2 separate regions of the Homo sapiens genome follow, and region 1 is linked to region 2. A link is an interaction called in ENCODE POLR2A ChIA-PET data of the cell type or tissue named here. Cell type or tissue: MCF 10A. All regions are shown on one strand.

Region 1 (4,000 bases), 74 kb before region 2:
AGCAAATGCCTCAGAGTCTGTCTTCCAATGTACCAGCTTAAACACTGTGTCAGTATTTTGTGGACATCTGAGTATTGGTGAAAGATAGTACTATATAAACCATACAAATTTCTGAGTAAAAAACTAAGACAAAAAATTATGTTTAGAGGGTACCATAAAGAGGAAAAGTTTCCTGTGTAACAGAAAAAAATCCATTTTTTCTGTTGACCCTCAGTCTTTTATTTGATGTTGAGACAGGGTCTCTGTCGCCCAGGCTGGAGTGCAGTGGTGTCATCACAGCTCACTGCAGCCTCCGCCTCCTAGGCTCCTACCTCAGCCTCCCAAGGAGCTGGGATTACAGGCACACGCCACTGCCCAGCTAGTTAAAAAAAAAAAAAGTTTTGTAGAGACAGTGTCTTGCTGTGTTGCCCAGGCTGGTCTAGGACTTCTGGGCTCAAGCGATCCTCCTGCCTCAGCCTCCGACAGTGCCGGGATGACAGGCGTGAGCCACTGTGCCTGGCCTGAACCTTAGTCTTGAGTATAGTCTATGAACAAAGCGAACATAGCTTGGTGATGATAATATTTTTTGGCAAAATTTAATAACTTAAACCAAAAGTAACTTCAGAAATATGAAAATCAATTAATGAACATAATTCCTGAGAAAGATAAAATCTGGAATTACATGGCCTAGTTCCAAGCCAGCCTGGGCAACGCAGGAAGTCCCCATCTCTACAGAAAAAAAAACAACAAAAAACTCTGCCAGGCATGATGGCATGTGCCTGTGGTCCCAGCTACTCGGGAGGCTGAGGTGGGAGGATTGCTTGAGCCTGGGAGGTAGCAGCTCAGTAAGCCATGATTGTACCACTACACCCATCCTGGGAGACAAAGCGAGACCCTGTCAAAAAAAAATCTAGAACTACATACTCAGTGAAAAATTCATTTTCAAAAACTTCCCATTTATGTTTCCAAAGTTGAAATATTCAGACTTTATGATCTTGTTGAATTCCCATGTTTCAAAAAGGAGCCTGAGCAAGAATAAACTAGTGAACGGGCAAGAGGAGGCAGGAAGGTGATAATGAAGCCACCAATTTCAAAGCTCGGGGTTGCTGGGGATTTCAGTCTCATTATCACCTGCCACACGTGCTGACTTCCCCTGCCGCAGTCACACTGGCTAAACTTGAGTTTTCAGCATGAACCACAAGTTCTATTATAGAGGATTCTTTATTTGTAGTACAGATGGCTTCCTCTTAGGCAAGGTAGGAAATAATTTAAGACGATAAAGCAAATGTTTATGATGGAAGTCTGTAAACTGCACACACTTGCGCCTCCACCTACCCTCCACACAAAAAGAACTTTACGCAACGCGGGTCTGAGAAAGTTTAAAATGAAAACCTCGGATCTTCCAATACTGAATCTGCAGTTACTGAAGATGAGAAAAGTTGCATTGAAGCCTGGTTTAATGGCTACATATTTTTGGAGCTCTTATTCCCCTCAGGGGTGGGCATCTACCTGAGGCCTAGAGTTGCAGAATGACACCCAAAACTTGCCTCACCTCGAATGCTGCAGAGATGATCTTTGCTTTCTTGCTGAGCACAGAGCCAACTGCGTTGAAGTTCTTATCTCGGATCTCAGCATAGAGCTCCTCTGCAGAATTCAGCTGCAGCTTCTTTGCTTCCGTGGGGAGGTCCTTACCACCATCGCCCTGTTTCTTAGGTGCAAATTTCTCTGGAGGTAATTTCACATAACCTGAGCAGCAGTGGAAGGGAATAAGCACCTGTGTGCAATGACTGGAAGAACCAATCCGGTAACCAAGCACAAAACAGAATTTCCAACTCAGGAGAAAATGGAAGACGGCAAACGACACATAGCTCTGAGCTTTTGATTTTCCATGATCAAAGTACAGGAAGTAGTGACTCTAATACTGATACCACAGTTCTCATTATCTTTGGGGCACCTATATAAACCACATGCAGCAATGTCCACTTCCTAAACTTATTCAGGGATTAGGTCACTTTTCCACTCAGAAAACTTTCAAGGATCTCCCCATTGACTTTTAGTATTTTTTCAAACTGTAGATCATGTTCCATTAGTGGATCATGAAATCAAGCTGGTGGGTTGCAAGTAGCATCTTAAAACCAAAACCAAACGAAACCAAAACAAAACAACAGTACCAAAAACAGCACAGAGTAGAAAATACAAAAGCTTATCACACGCTGTTAGAGAAGCTAGTGGTGGCTTCGTTTTATTTTTTTTTTAAATAAAACTTTTGTTTCAGTTTAACATGCACATGCATACATGTGTGTATATACTGGCTCATGATATAAAATACATTTCTTACTGTGGATTGGAATCCAAAATAGTTTAAAAGCCATCCTAGAACAAGAATTAGAAACTACGGTCTGAGGACCAAACTCTGTTCACGTTCTGTTTTTTTTTTTTTTTTTGAGACGGAGTTTCACTCTTGTCACCCAGGCTGGAGTGCAATGGCACGATCTCGGCTCACTGCAACCTCCACCTCCTGGGTTCAAATGATTCTCCTGCCTCAGCCTCCTGAGTAGCTCAGATTATAGGCACCCACCACCATGCCCGGCTAATTTTCTTGTATTTTTAGTAGAGACAGGGTTTCACCATGTTGGCCAGGCTGGTCTTGAACTCTTGTCTTCAGGTGAGCCACCCTCCTGGGCCTCCCAAAGTGCTGGATTACAGGTGTGAGCCACCATGCCCAGCCCACTTTCTGTTTTTGCAAATAAAGTTTTATTGGCACATGGCCACAGCTATTCTTTTTGTATTGTCTATGGCTACTTTCACATGACAATGACAGAGACAAGGAGGTTCCTCTGTATGACCTGCACTTTGTAACAAGCAAAAGCCTAAAATACTTACTATCTGGGTCTTTATAGAAAAAGCTGTACACCCTGATCTAGAATAAGCTTCCAAATTCCTTAGCATGGTATCCACTTCCTCTGCGAAGTAGCCTTAATCTCCTTCTCCCTACTCTGCTCCTGCCAAGCCAAGTGAGTCCCTATTTTCCTGGAACACCCCACATGTGCTCATGAACTACGGATGGCATGGAGCTGGTGTAACTCTGCAGTAAAGCAATTTGGCAACATGTACCAAGTGCCTTTCACCCCAAAAATCCTGCATCAGGGAATCCAGGGAAAGAAAATAATCTGATATATGAAAAAAATCTTATGTAGGCTGGGCACAGTGGCTCACGCCTGTAATCCCAGCACTTTGAGAGGCTTAGGTGGGAGGATCTCTCTCTCTCTCTTATTTTATTTATTTATTTATTTATTTATTTAAGAGGGAGTCTCGCTCTCTCGCCCAGGCTGGAGTGCAGTGGCGTGATCTCAGCTCACTACAACCTCCACCTCCCGGGTTCAAGCGATTCTCCTGCCTCAGCCTCCTGAGTAGCTAGGATTACAGGCGCCCGCCACCACACCCGACTAATTTTTGTACTTTTAGTAGAGACGGGTTTCACCATGTTGGCCAGGCTGGTCTCGAACTCCTGACCTCAGATGATCCGCTCACCTCAACCTCCCAAAGTGCTGGGATTACAGACATGAGCCAGTGTGTCCAGCCACTTTTTGGTTTTTTAATTGAGACACAGTCTCAGTCTGTCACCCAGACTGGAGTGCAGTGGCACGATCTCGGCTCACTGCAACCTCCACCTCCCAGGTTCAAGCAATTCTCCTGCCTCAGCCTCCCAAGTAGCTGGGATTATAGCCACCCGCCACCATACCTGGCTAATTTTTTTTTGTATTTAGTAGAAATGGGGTTTCACTATGTTGGTCAGGCTGGTCTCGAACTCCTGACCTCAGGTGATTGGCCCGCCTTGGCCTCCCACAGTGCTAGGATTACAGGCATAAGCCACCATGCCTGCCCTATACTGTGGATTTTAATGTAACGATTACAGTATGCATACACTAGGAAAATGCTCATTAGCATACCAAATCAAAACTCAGGTTTGAAACTATTTGTACAACCTGATTCCATTTTTTGTTAACTACAATAAACTACA
Region 2 (4,000 bases):
AACTTGATGAAATTATTTCATTTTCCAGTGACATGAATGAACAAATTATTCATGAAAATGTGTACTGAAAAGACAGATGAAATTAGTCACTCGCAAAAAAAAAAAGTCTCCTGGGTGAAGAGATTACAGATGACAAGTCTATTACAAACTGCAAACCTCCTCCTTACATTTAGTCTGATATATATATATCCTGTACACCTGGCCAAAAGGTCAAACTAGATTGCTACACAGAAGTAAAGTTTTCTTTTATCTTGTGTACAATTATCAGCACTTATCACTGAACTTGCTATTCAAATATGATTAAAAACAAGAAATAAAATGCAAAGCAATGACATCAGCAAGGATTATTCTTTGTAATGAAAAGAAACCCTTTTCTTTCCCCAAAGATTAGTGATTTAGGATACGATATTTTTCAATGTCAGTACCAGATTTACATAGTCCTCATTACAAAAATTATTTATTTGAATCAAAATTATTTGTAGACTGGAAAAAAATTTAGTTACCCATCTGAACTTGAACCTGAAGAGGAAAAAGCCATGTCGTGGGACTGAAGGGCACTTACACCCACCTGGCTCCATCATTGGCCCACGGGGATGCAGCCAGCTGAGGGCCTGGCTCTTGGTGGAAAGCCAGAGCTGTCACTGGGATGAGTGGGGATATGACTGATCATAGGCTGTGGCAGGTGGTTGGAGCTCTAGGTGCAGAGCCACCACCAAGGATGGTAGCTCATGTGGGCCTCCATTCCTCAAGGTGGCTCCTGGGGCCATGCTGGCTTTCTGGGCCTTGAGAAGTTGTCTCCTACAGCCAGAAAAGGGAGCTATCTCCTTTTGCCATGCCACATGCCACCAGTCAGGAGTCCTAGAAAATGTCTTGCTAGTTTTACAACTACCATCTTCCTTTTAACACCTAACATTCCAGATTAACAGAACAAGAAAAATAAAATATCACAATGGGTCCGAAAATATGGTTCATCCAACCCTGAATTCTGGCTATAACAAAGACACCAAGGGATCTGTTATAGAACGACACAGTTCCCCCTGGTTCCACTGCTGCAGGTTAGACACATTCCCTAAAATCCTCTCATTTACTTCAGCTTCTAATTTTGATTAACAGCTATGATTTTTTAATGCTTTTATACTTTTAGTTTAAGTCATCTTCTCTTAGGATTGTCAGTTCTATAAATGTACTTCCTTCTATGTGAAGTGTTGTTATTTATCATATCATTACCTCCAAATGTTCATCTCCTTTGAAAAGTTGATCCTTGACCTCCACAATGAGGAGGCCTGGTCTTTACAGTGGCTCCTCAGTTTGGCCACTGCCTCCCCCTTGCTTTCCTTCCTTAATGTCTTACCTGCCTATTACTTTTAAAAGTATCTGGGCTGGGCGTGGTGGCTCATGCCTGTAATCCCAGCCCTTTGGGAGGCCAAGGTGGGAGGATCACGAGGTCAGGAGTTCCAGAACAGCCTGGCCAACATGGCAAAACTCCGTCCCTACTTAAAATACAAAAATTAGCCAGGCGTGGTAGTGGGCACCTGTAATCCCAGCTACTCGGGAGGCTGAGGCAGGAGAATCACTTGAACCCAGGAGGTGGAGGTTGCAGTGAGCCGAGATCATGCCATTGCACAACAGCCTGGGCAACAAGAGCAAGACTCCATCTCAAAACAACAACAACAAAACAAAACAAAAAAAGCAACAACAACAAAAAAGCATCTGAAGTTCCACAGGACTTCACATAACCATTTTGGTGCCTCAGTCGGCTTAGGATTTAGATAACAGCTTTCCAAATGAAGAAAGGGTTGGTATGAGCTAGGAGGGTGGGAGCAGGGAAATCCAAAGAGGAGGAGAAATGCCACAGAAGGAGAAATGCTACTTGTGGACAGAATCAAAATATCTTGACGCCACATATTTGTCCCTGCTCCAAAAGTGACTCATTCAAGATGACACAAAAGGAAATCAGTACTGAATTGGGCCAAGAAAAGGCCTACATCAGACTCAGGGCTGAGGAAGAAAACTTAGTGGCTCAAAGTTGGGAAAGAGAAGAGAAAAAACAATGTGTGTGATGTAAGATCAAGGATACAAAAGCTAGAGCAGGCCATCAGTACCTCCTCTCACTAGTGCCATCAGTAAACAGTCACCTTAGCCACACTATTAGGATTTTTTCCTCAATTTGTAAAGTTGATCCTAATAAGTAATGAAGTGATACACTTTATTTAAGATTATCGTGGCTCTGGCATGCATTTCAAACCTGTGTAAAGTCACACACTTCAAAAACATAAGCAATCCTGAGTCAGTGACCAAACATTCTACCAAGTTGGTAAGCTGTTCTTTGTATAAAAAGCTATTTAAATCTGATTACTTCATTCTGTAGTTTTGCATTTGTTTGCTTGGTGTCCTCCAAGGAGGCCAGAGTCTCAGTCTTCTCTTTGGTCATCTGTTCCATTATCTGCATGGCATCTTCCGCTGTTTGAGCAGCCTAAATACAAGGAAACACTGTGAGAAATGAGGACAGCCCTCGCCAACACCGTTAGGTGAGGATCGGGCTGTGCTGTTCAGGCAGCACTCAGTGTCTGTGTGGGTAAGGGAGGCACACAGAGAGGGTGAATCAGTCACAATCCAGTGCTGAAACAGACGGACCAGGACAGGAAAGGTCTTTACTCTGAAGTAGAATATGCAGACCCTTTCCTGCCATTTTTCAATGTCAATTGTTATGCAATTTGCATGTAAACATACATCTTCCAGTGAAAGTTCCAAATGACACTGGCAAGCATGCTCCCTTCATTCTGACTTATGTTTGAGAGACCGTTCGGAGGTAACAATGAATAACATCCTTATATAGCTGAATTTCTTGGAATCATATTTATTATTATAAGTTTAAAATACCATCCTTGCTATTTCAAATCTGGGGCTTTCAAAGTCACTCAAATTTAGGCTGAGAATTTTTCAAATAAATATAAAAATTATTTGGGCACTTCTAACATAAGGCTCAAGTGTTTAACGAGAAGCATTTAATGCAAGTTGTGGGTAATGAATAAAAACACGGCTGTGAATAAAAAGATGCATATGGAGACAAATTCTTAGCTGTTAACTATCAAAATTAATTATAAAAAGTTAGATATAGGCCGGGCGCAGTGGCTCACGCCTGTAATCCCAGCACTTTGGGAGGCCGAGGCAGGCGGATCACGAGGTCAAGATATTGAGACCATCCTGGCCAACATAGTGAAACCCCGTCTCTAATAAAAATACAAAAAACTAGCTGGCCGTGGTGGCGGGTGCCTGTAGCTACTTGGGAGGTGGGGCAGGAGAATGGTGTGAACCTGGGAGGCGGAGGTTGCAGTGAGCTGAGATTGCGCCACTGCACTCCAGCCTGGCGACACAGCGAGACTCCGTCTCAAAAAAAAAAAAAAAAGTTAGATGTAAAAATAACCATAAAAATAAATGAAAATATAGCTAGGCATGGTAGCATGTGCCTACAGTCCCAGCTACTCAGGGAGCTGAGACGGGAGGATTGCTTGAGCCCAGGAGGTGGAAAGTAGCCTGGGAAACACAGCAAGATTCCCACCTCTAAAAAAATAAATTAATTAACAGGCCAGGCGCAGTGGCTCATGCCTGTAATCCTAGCACTTTGGGAGGCCGAGGCAGGCAGATCACAAGGTCAGGAGTCAATATGGTGAAACCCAGTCCCTACTAAAAATACAAAGCTTAGCCGGGTGTGGCAGCACGCACCTGTAGTCCCAGCTACTCAAGAGGGTGAGGCAGGAGAATCGCTTGAACCCGGGAGGCAGAGGTTGCAGTGAGCCAAGGTCACACCACTGTACTCCAACCTGGGTGACAGAGCGAGACTCTTTTTTTTTTTTTTAGGCAGTCTCATTCTGTCACCAGGCTGGAGCGCAGTGGTGCAATCTCAGCTCACTGCAACCTCCGCCTCCCTGGTTCAAGTGATTCTCCTGCCTCAGCCTCCTGAGTAGCTGGAACTACAGGCCCACATCACCACACCGGGCTA

The links. Peaks named below come from ENCODE experiments on the same cell type or tissue, not always from the same donor. Only the 100,000 strongest peaks of a DNase experiment are listed, where the experiment ranks them.
Region 1: POLR2A ChIA-PET joins it to region 2 with 5 read pairs; 2 of 35 experiments call an interaction of 5 or more read pairs at or near these places.

Annotation. Positions count from the first base shown.
Region 1 is chr12:122,243,038-122,247,037 of GRCh38, forward strand. VPS33A (VPS33A core subunit of CORVET and HOPS complexes) reads right to left here. Exons shown (of 13, transcript NM_022916.6): 7 at 1,532-1,725. Among named protein-coding and RNA genes, the nearest start is that of DIABLO, 19 kb to the left of the region's middle. In MCF 10A, no CTCF peak of the experiment used is centred here; no DNase peak of the experiment used is centred here.
Region 2 is chr12:122,316,876-122,320,875 of GRCh38, forward strand. It overlaps CLIP1 (CAP-Gly domain containing linker protein 1), which reads right to left. Exons shown (of 26, transcript NM_001247997.2): 18 at 2,357-2,473. Among named protein-coding and RNA genes, the nearest start is that of VPS33A, 52 kb to the left of the region's middle. In MCF 10A, no CTCF peak of the experiment used is centred here; a DNase peak (open chromatin) is centred at 1,956.